Linked DNA regions of Homo sapiens: region 1 is linked to region 2. Evidence: read pairs that join two places in POLR2A ChIA-PET (ENCODE). Cell type or tissue: MCF 10A. All regions are shown on one strand. Links, peaks and the distances in the headings refer to the core of each region. The heading gives the core; the rest is flanking DNA.

Region 1 (5,394 bases), core at 107-5,106, 89 kb before region 2:
TGTATCTGTCAGTTAGAATGTTAACTTAAAAATGTTAGTGGTAGGCTGGGCATGGTGGCTCATGCCTGCAATCCCAGCACTTTGGGAGGCCAAGGCAAGAGGATCACTTGAGGTCAGGAGGTCAAGACCAGCCTGGCCAACATGGTGAAATCTTGTCTCTACTAAAAACACAAAAATTAGCTGAATATTGTGGCGGGCGCCTATAATCCCAGCTACTCGGGAGGCGGAGGTTGCAGTGAGCCGAGGTCATGCCACTGCACTCCAGCCTGGGTGACAGAGTGAGACTCTGTCTCAAAAAAAAAAAAAATGTTAGTGGTAACAATTATCAAAGTAATTTCCATTGCATAGATAAATAATAACATAGTAAAAAAGACTAAATATTTTTATTTGCAATGTACATATAGTTGAAGTGAAATACGTATTTATTATCTATCTATATTTAAGCTTATTAGAGGGCTTACATATCAAAATTCAATAGAAATTTGCATTTTAGAAAGAAAAAACAGAGACTCAGAATAGAAAAATATGTGTGTGATATTATGTACATAACAGTGGTATAGTTAGGTAGATTTCTATCTATGCTCAATAAATGTGAATTACCAGGATCTCAAGCTACAGTAAGAGTTCCTAATAACTTAATTGTGAAGGATCTTTTTTGATAATTTCCCTTGTACATTGAAAGAGTTTGTCTACCTGACATCATACTCTTATTTAAGCAATATTTATTAAATAACTTTATGTTTAATTAATCAGAGTGACAATTTGATCAACATAATAGCACACTTAGTTGATATAATTACAAAATGATGTGTCCATTAACCTTATAATGAAATGATATGTAATATCTAATATACCAGACTTTTTGAAATATTGAAAAAATACAGCCTCATTATCAATAATTTCTCAATACCTCAGTTGGGAACTGATGAACAAAAACATACTTGGTAGTTATGATATGCAAACTATGTGTTTTTCACCTTGTGCTCAATGGTGCCATCACAGGTCCTGTCTTGGGGTGACTCAGTGATGAGAATTAGTTAAGACACACAAGACGTATTAACTAATGTAGACCTTCAAAATCAGGGCAGGGTGTGGGAAGGAATAAGACTTTCTGGCAAATATGTTCAATGATGCAGGCAGCATATGGCACTCTCAATATGGTGCCCTTGAATAAGGCAATCTTAATTATAAATGGGGTGGAGGATGGCACATAAATAGAAGATGAAGTCACAAATATCCTAAAAATAGGTGGAGCATAATACTGGTAATCGGAAGTGGATCATATTTAGATTTTAAGGGTAGAAAGACAGCAACATTTCTTTGAAAGATGTTCTCAGGTACTACACTGCTATTCACGAACAGGTCTTCAATTCTTGGGGAGGAAGAGTGCAGGAACTTAGAAGAAAAACCTACTCTTTATGTATGAGGTATTAGTTACTTATGCTATGTTACAAATTTGGTAGTTTAAACAACATGTATTATTTTACAGTTAGGAGAGTTAGGAATCCATTTATGGTGAATCTTTGTTCTCTAAGGTTTCTCTTGTAAGACTGCAATTAAGTTGACTCAGTGGTTGATAGCAAGATTCAGTGTGCTTGTAGGCTGTTGGACGAGCAACTATTCCACACTGCTGTTTGATCCGAAGCTGCCCTCAGTTTCCAGCCACAGGAGCATCTCCATAGAGCAGTTTGTAACATGGCAGCTGGCATGATCAAAATGAGCAAGAGAAAGAGAAAGTGCCAGCAAGATGAAAGTCAGCTTTTTATAACTTAATGTCAGAAATGACATCTCCTCTTTTCCCACATTCTCTTTATTGGAAGCAAGCCACTAGCTTCAGACCATACTTAAAGGAAAAGAGTTACATGAGGGTGTGAATATCAGGAGGTGGGGATCGTTGGGAGCCATTATAGAAGCTTGCCTACCATATGGGCTCTTGGCAATCAGACAAGTCAATTGAAAAAAGAGAAAAAATTAGAAACCATATTTGTTGGCCTCTAGGCACTGAAAATGTCAAGAGAAATGCAACAATCTGGCTAAATACATTAAATATAAAATCAAAATTCAGAGTGCTCCCAGAAAGAATATAATAAGTAATTATTTTTTTAAAAAAAATTACTTTGAAGACCTAAACATAGTGTCACATAGGAAGCTCCATATGAGTTAAGGATTTAAAATATTAAAAAAAAGAAAATCATCATGGAAGGAAGGATGCCATTCTAGGTTGAAGAAACATTTTAAGCAAAGGCATAGCTATGAAAAGTCATGTTGAGGTCAGATATTGCAAGCAGTGTGGTATAGTTGCTGTCAAGGAGTAGACATTCAGAGAGGAGGCTGAGGCTTCATTCAACAGAGCCTTAAAAGACTTGTGAGAATCTGCAGTTTTTCAGGTGCGACTAAGAGTCTGCCCTCCTTCTCATTCTATCTCCTCTACCTGTGTGCCCCCAGCTTACTATGGATCCAAAGAAGCATTTCACTTCTCCAACTTTTCCTATCTGTTCCTAGGCCTGCATTTCTGTGAACAAGCACTGATTGGCTTACAGTGTATTCACCTGGGTGACTATATAGTTAACCTTACGAGAAACAAAGTGACAAAGAGGTGTGGATTCTTTGTGGTGTTTGGGCAGAAATATTCTCCTTAATTTGGCCAGACTTGTTTTCAAAAAAGGTATTAATAGTTCTATTCGCTTTGAGAATAGGCATCCTTGGTTTGGCCTTTATCTTCTCTACTGGCCTTCCTCAATGTGAATCACAGCCACCTGCATCAGAGACACCTGGAACATTTCCTAAAGGGAAGATTCTTCTACCTCTTTCAAGTCATGGTGAATCAGACTTTCTGGGAGTACTGCCAAGAAATCTCCATTTCAAACAAGCTCCCTGAGTAACTCCAAGGAACACTGATTTGGGACCCACTGTGTCATTCTCAAATTTTAGTAAACAAAAGAGTGGAATCAGTTACCATGAATATATGTACTTACTCAAAGACTGTAGTTGACTTTTCAGGACTAAACATAACCATTGGTTTCAATTCCAAATTGATGTCAATCCTTTCTTCTTTCAATTGCCCAAATTATTGCTTTCCTCTTATTTTTCGTAAATGCCTTGTTTTACATGAGTGTAGGTAGTTTATTTACTGTGTTCTAATTTCCTTTCTTTTTCCCAAGTAACTATATAAAACTATTTTGTATTCTCAAAGAAAGATAAGTGTGGCTTATACTAGAATTGCCAATATTTTATTAGTACTTGTATATTAGGGTTCTTTAAAGGGACAGAACTAATAAGATAGATGAATGTATGAAAAGGAGTTTATTAGGGGAAATGACTCACATGATCACAAGATGAGGTCCCACAATAGACCATCTGCAAGGTGAGGAGCCAGGAAGCCAGTCGGAGTCCCAAAACCTCAAAAGTAGGGAAGCCAATAGTGCAACCTTCAGCCTGTGGCAGAAGGACCGAGAGTCCCTGGTAAATCACTGGTCTAAGTCCAAGAGTCCAAAACCTGAAGAACTTGGGGTCTGATGTTTGAGGGAAGGAAATATCCATCCAGCACAAGGGAATGATGAAGGCAGGAAGACTCAGTGAGCTTATTCCTTCCACGTTCCTCTGCCTGCTTTTGTCCTAGCCACGCTGGCAGCTGATTAGATGGTGCCCACCCAGACTGAGGGTGAGTCTGCCTCTCCCATTCTACTGACTCAAATGTTAATCTGCTTTGGCAACACCCTCACGGACACACCCAGGAACAATGATTTGCATCCTTCAGTCCAATCAAGTTGACACTCAGTATTAACCATCACAAGTCTACCCTTTGTCAACTTGAACCCACACACATCTCCTGAAATCATACATAATCACCAAATGAAGACAATAATAAGGTCATAATTATGCCTAACATAGTACAGTTATCCTTCTTACAACCAGAAGCACACTAATCATTAACCTAAATGCTATTATATAAAGTTAACAACATTTAAATGCTGATATGAAGTCAATAAATCTTATGTCACATGATAAAGAAAAAAAGGAAATAAAGATATTTTCTTAGTACAACTGTATACATGTACAAACATGTTCTTAACAAAATAAGGGTGAATATTCCTTAGTAGATGAATTCCTTAGTAGATGAATATCTGAAGGGGAGTTTATTAAGATAATTGATTCACAGGATCACAAGGTGAAGTCCCACAACAGGCCATCTGCAAGATGAGGAGCCAGGAAGCCAGTGCAAGTCTCAACACCTCAAAAATAGGGAAGGCAATAGTTGCAGCGTTCAGTCTGTGGCTGAAGGCCCAAGAGCCCCAGGGAAATCGCTGGTGTAAGTCCAAGAGTTTATAAGCTGAAGAACTTGGAGTCTGATGTTCGAGGGCAGGAAGGATCCAGCACAGGTGAAAGATGGAGGCCAGAAGATTCAGCTTGTCCAGTCCTTCCGCGTTCTTCTGCCTTCTTTTATCCTAACCCCACTGGCAGTTGATTAGATGGAGGCCCACCTGAATTGAGGGTGGGTCTGCCTCTTTCAGTTCACTGACTCAAATGTTAATCTCCTTTGGCAACACCCTCATAGACACATCCAGGAACAATATTTTGAATCCTTCAATCCAATCAAGTTGACACTCAAATTAACCATCACAACTTTGAAGAGTAGTACTTCGAAGAAAGAATCACTAATGAGGTTTTCACATCATTTCGTAAAGCACTGTAATGTATCATATACATCGGAAATAATAATCATTAACATCACCATAATCATCAGTGTAATTTAGAAATAATACCATTTTTCTCATTATTATATGCTATGTAAATGTAATGAAATCCAAATTTGTATTGTGATAGACTGTATTTTATCTTAAATTTTCAACTGCTTTTGCGTACATTACTGTAATCAAACTGCTTAAGAATACTTTAAATCAATCTAATTGCTCCATCAAAATCACATGTACAACTATAATGCCAGGCTTATATTTTTCTTAATTAGTATCTGATTATCACAGGAAATTAAAACTACATGATGAACTTTTCACCTAAAGGTTGAAATTTGGATAAAAATTATATTTAGACATGTAGATAAAATTCTTTTTAATATCACATGCAAGAGAGAATTCACAATTAGAAAATGTTTTTACATGGAATTGTTATCTTGTTGACATCATATACTATATCATATTGAATCAATTACTATAGGAATAGATTCAATATGATATAGTATATGATGATACTTACAAGTTCATACTTCTTAGTATAAACTTCTTAGTATCAAAGATTCTATTTGGGCCAGGCACGGTGGCTCACACCTATAATCCCAGCACTTTGGAAGGCCAAGGTCGGTGGATCAATAGTAAGAAGGTAAAAAGATATTTTCGTTGGCAGAAATAGCATACATCAAGCTCTAGAAATGGAATAAAG
Region 2 (5,394 bases), core at 331-5,330:
CACTGATTGAGGTTTTTAAAAAAGTAGTTTGTACATCTCTAAGAAAACCTTTTGTACATGTTAGTTATCCTAACTGAAAATTTTATTAAAGTATGAATAGCATAGAATGTGTGATTATAGTCTCAAGCTTGGATTGAGGTAATCTTGGTTTGTGTAAATACATTCTATGATGTTTGCATGATTGAGTCATGAGTCCCTTAACCACATAGATGCATTCTGAGAAAAGTGTCCTTAGGCAATTTTTTCATTGTGCAAACATCATTGCATGTACAAATCTAGATGGTAGAGCCTACTATACACCTAGTGTACCAGTCTGTTTTCATGCAGCTGATAAAGACATACCCGACACTGGGAAGAAAAGAGGTTTAATTGAACTTACACTTCCACATGGCTGGGAAGGCTTCAGAATCATGGCGGGAGGCGAAAGGCCCTTCTTACATGGAGGAGGCAAGAGAAAATGAGGAAGAAGCAAAGGCAAGAACCCCTGATAAACCCATCAGATCTCATGAGACTTATTCACTATCATGAGAATAGCACGGGAAAGACCAGCCCTCATGATTCAATTACCTCCCCCTGGGTCCCTCCCACAACATGTGGGAATTCAGGAAGATACAATTCAAGTTGAGATTTGGTGGGGACACAGCCAAACCATATCACCTAGGTTATAGTGTGTAGTAGGCTATACAATTTAGGTTTGCACATGCAACGATGTCCAAAAAGAAAATCATTGTATGTTTATACATGCAATAATGGTTTAGCCTACTGTTCCCAGGCTACAACCTGTAGAGAATGTTAATGTACTGAATACTGTAGGCAACTGTAATACAATGATAGGTATTTGTGTATTTAAATATATGTAAGCATACAAAGGCACAGTAAGGATACAGTATAAAAGACAAAAAAAAAAAAAAGGTACATTTTCATAGTGCATTCTACTAAGCCAGTCTTGCTTTGCTATAAAGAAATACCGAAGACTGGGTAATTGATATAGAAAAGAGGTTTAATTGACTCACAGCTTCTTCGGGCTGTGCAAGCATGGTGCTGCCATAGCTTGGTTTCTGGGGAGGCTTTGGGGAGCTTTTATTCAGGGAAGAAGGAGAACCCGGAGCTTGTGCATTACATGGTGAAAGCAGGAGCAAGAGAGAGAGTAGTAGGTGGGGGAGGTGTCACACACTTTTAAATGACAAGATCCCATGTGAACTCAGAGCAAGAGCTCACTTACCATCACCGGGGGAATGGCACAAGCCATTCATGAGGGATCTGCCCCCACGATCCAAATACCTCCCACCAGGCCCCACCTCCAACATTGAGGATTACAATTCAACGTGAGATTTGGGTGGGGCATTCAAACCATATCAGGCACTTACCACGAAATATGCTTACAGGATTGGAAATTGCTCTGGGTAAGTCAATGAGTGAGAGGTGAGTGAATGTGAAGGCATTACTGTACACTACAGTAGACTTCATAAACACTGTACACATAGGCTATACTAAAGTTTAAAAAATAGTTTTTTCTTTCTTCAATAATAAAGTATCCTTAGCCTACTATAATTTTTTACTTTATAACTTTTTTTAATTGTGACTGTTTTATAATAACACTTAGCTTGAAACCCAAACACACTGTACTGCGGTACAAAAATGTTTTCTTTCTTCATATCCTGGTTCTATAAGCTTCGTTCTATTATTAAATTTAATTTTAAAAATTTTCAATTTGTAAATATGTTTACTAAAAACCAAGACACACATATTAACTTGGGCCTACCCACTATTGGATCATCAATATCACTATCTACCCCTCCACATCTTGTCCCATTGGAAGGTCTTCAGGTGCAATGACATACATGGAGCTGTCATCTCCTGTGATCACAATGCCTTCTTCTAGAATGTTTACTGAAGGAACTGCCTCAAGCTGTTTCACAGTTAACTTTTTAAATTTATATAAGTGGAAGTGTACATTCTAAAATAAGATAAAAAGATAGTGTAGTAAATACATAAGCTAATAACATAGTCATTTATTATGAAGTATTGTGTAAAAATATATGTACTAGGCTTTATACGACTAGCAGCACAGCAGGTTTGTTTAATCAGCATCATCAAAAACACATCAGTAATGCATTGCTCTGTGAGGTTAGCAGGGCAATAGGAATTCTTCAGCGCCATTATAATCTTACGGAACCATCTTCCTGTAAGAGGTCCCTTGCTGACTGAAACATTGTTACATGTCATATGACTGTAATTGCATTTACAATTGCATTATAACAAACACATGAAATACTCAGATATAACTTTAACAAAATTATTAAAATTTATACACACGGCTGACAGAAAGATCTAAATAAATGAAGACATATACCATGATCATGAATCATGAGAATTAACATTATTTAGTTTTTATTTTTTTGGATTTTACGTATACCATGATCATGAATCATGAGAATTAATATTATTTAGTTTTTATTTTTTTTGAATTTTATTGAGGTAAAATTGACAAGGTATATTTAAGGTGTTCTGATGAAAAGAAAAACTAAGGGTATGTTTTTCCTATTTTCAACACTCACATACTCAATACTTCTGTGACTCCAGATGTGTGATGGTTTTTCCTTATACACCAATCAATTATCCAGCAAATTATTCAGCAAACCCCAGCTGGCTGTCCTCTAATTCAATTTAATTCTGATACTTTTTACCTGGGTACAGCATCAGCTCTCTCAGGTTGAGGTCTCAGCAGCACAAGACTTTCCCCCAACTTCAGATGCTAGTTACACAGGCTGGGAGCTGTGTCTCTGGCCAACCAGCTAGAAATCAGGGTTCCCACAATCTCCTTATTGGGTTTTATTACCTTGCAACAGTACTTCAGAGAAAAATGTTGTAATTACACATATTCATTTATTATAAAGGATATCACAAAGATACAGATGGGCAGCGTGATGGAAGAGATGCATAGAATGAGGGCATGAGGTCCTCATTAGAATGAGGCAAGTGGAAAGAGGGGTGGAGCTTCCATGCCCACTTCAATTATCACCCTCCAGAAACCTCCATGTGTTCAGCTATTCAGAAGCTCTCTAAACCTTGTCCCTTTGGGGTTTTATGGAGGCTTTATTATATAAGCATAATTAATTAAATCATTGGTCTTTGGTGATCACAACTCAACCTTCAGCTCCTCCGATCTCCTTACAGGTTGGAAAATGGAGCTGAAAGTCCCTATTTTGTAATTCTGTCTTGCTCTTTCCAGTGACCAGCCCTACTCTAAAGTTATATAGAGGCTGCCAGCCACCAGTCATCTCATTAGCATACAAAAGACACCCTAATCATGTAGGAGATGCCAAGAATTCTGTGAGTCATATGCTGAAAGGGAGGAGAAAGACCAAGTGTATATCTCACACTATCACACGTGTACAACGCGATGTTTTGATATATGCATACATTTGGAAATGATCACCACAATTAATTAAATTAATGTGTCCATTACCTCACATAGTTACCATTTTTTTGTAATGAAAATGCATAAGATCTACCTTCTTAGTAAATTTCAAGTATATAATACAGTATTGTGACCTACAGTATAGTATAGTTATCAATACTGTTTAAATATCAATGTTCCCAAAATTGATCAAAAGATCAAGAAATACTAATCAAAATGTGTATAGTAAATGATTTTTCTTGCTTAAAGAGAGGTTTGATCTTTTGTTTGGCTCCTGAAAAATAACTTCTAAGCCTTTGGAATGTCCTACCCAATAAAGGTGTCTCTGTTTAGCTGCATGTTTATGGCCACACCAGATAGTCTGTGCTAACAACGTGATTTATGTTGTATAGTGGAGGATCTTGAGTCACATGTTATCAGCTTATCAGCTGGACATCTGAAGGAGTTGGAGGCTAAGGTCAGTAACATGGTGAGCAATAATTTTTATGTAATTGAATGCAATGAAAACTCTAGACATCAAAGCTGGGCTGAGCTTTCTGGTTGGTATAGTCCATGCATATTGTCACATATTCCTGCTTAGAGAAATAGATTCTCTACCCAAGACTCCACTGGGAGAGTAGAAAGGGAAGCTTCATAGCTAGGTATTTCCTGGACTTTCGTCTATGTGCTTCTTCCCTCTGCTGATTGCCATTTGTGTCTTTTTTGCTGCAATAAACCATAATCATGAGTTGAACCTGAGAGCAGTCTTGGAGATGTGGGAACCTGGACTTAAAAGTGAGAGTGTTCTTGGGGACCGTACCAAGTTAAATAATGTCCCGTAAAAATTCATGTCCACTTAGAACCTGTGAATATGGCCTTATTTGGTAATAAGGTATTGGGAAATACAATCAAGTCAAAATGAAGGAAACCTAAATCCAATGTTATTGATGACCTCATAAGAAGAGGGAAATTTTGACACAAAGATGCAAACACACAGGAATAATGCCATGTAAAAATGGAGGCAAAGACTGTAAGGATGCATTGACAAGCCCAGAAACTCCTAGGATTGCCTGTGATCACAAGAAACTAGGATAAGGCTGGGAAGCATAATTCTCTAGAGCCTACAGAAAGAGAATAGGGCTGCTGACACCTTAATTTTGCACTGATGGCCTCCAAAACTGGGAAAGAAGAAATTTCTTTTAAACCATCCAATTTGTGGTTATTTATTATGATAGCACTAGAAAACTAATATGAATCCCACATTTTGCAAAATTCTGTAAGGATTTTTGTAGAAACTGACTGATTCTAAAATATTTATGAAAAACAAATAACCTAGAATAACCCAAACAGTTTTGCAAAGGAAGACCACAGCTAGGAGAGTTATACCACTTTACTTGAAAGTATACCATAAAGCTACTTTTATCAAGACAGAATAGTATTAACATAGAGATATACATTTAGATCAATGGGACAGAACAGAATTCATGAAAAGACCCACAGATATATAATCAATTGATTTTTTTCAGCATGTTACCAAAAAAAGGTGGGGGAGAAGAGAGATAGTATTTTAACTTATAGCTCTGGAAAAACATAACAATTAGAGGGAAAAATGAATATCAATTCATTTTTTTTTTTTTTCCAGACAGAATCTCGCTCTGTCACCCAGGCTGGAGTGCAATGGCATAATCTCGGCTCGCTGCAAACTGTGCCTCCAGGGTCCATGCGATTCTCCTGCCTCAGCCTCTTGAGTAGCTGGGATTACAGATGCGCACCATCATGCCTGGCTCATTTTTGTATTTTTAGCAGAGTCGGAGTTTCACTATGTTGGTCAGGCTGGTCTCAAACTCCTGACCTCGTGATCCACCCACCTCGGCTTCTCAAAATGCTGGGGATTATAGGCGTGAGCTACCGTGCCCAGCCGTATCAATTCCTAAATAATAAACATTTACTTGACATGAATTATATATCTAAAAGTAAACTGTTAACTTATAAAA

The links. ChIA-PET counts read pairs that join two places held together with the same protein. Peaks named below come from ENCODE experiments on the same cell type or tissue, not always from the same donor. Only the 100,000 strongest peaks of a DNase experiment are listed, where the experiment ranks them.
Region 1: POLR2A ChIA-PET joins it to region 2 with 5 read pairs; 3 of 35 experiments call an interaction of 5 or more read pairs at or near these places.

The regions. Positions count from the first base shown.
Region 1 is chr5:21,772,440-21,777,833 of GRCh38, reverse strand. The region is part of intron 11 of CDH12 (cadherin 12); the gene reads left to right. Among named protein-coding and RNA genes, the nearest start is that of SNORA105A, 110 kb to the left of the region's middle. In MCF 10A, for the core only: no CTCF peak of the experiment used is centred there; a DNase peak (open chromatin) is centred at 2,833.
Region 2 is chr5:21,683,653-21,689,046 of GRCh38, reverse strand. No RefSeq gene overlaps it. Among named protein-coding and RNA genes, the nearest start is that of SNORA105A, 200 kb to the left of the region's middle. In MCF 10A, for the core only: no CTCF peak of the experiment used is centred there; a DNase peak (open chromatin) is centred at 3,306.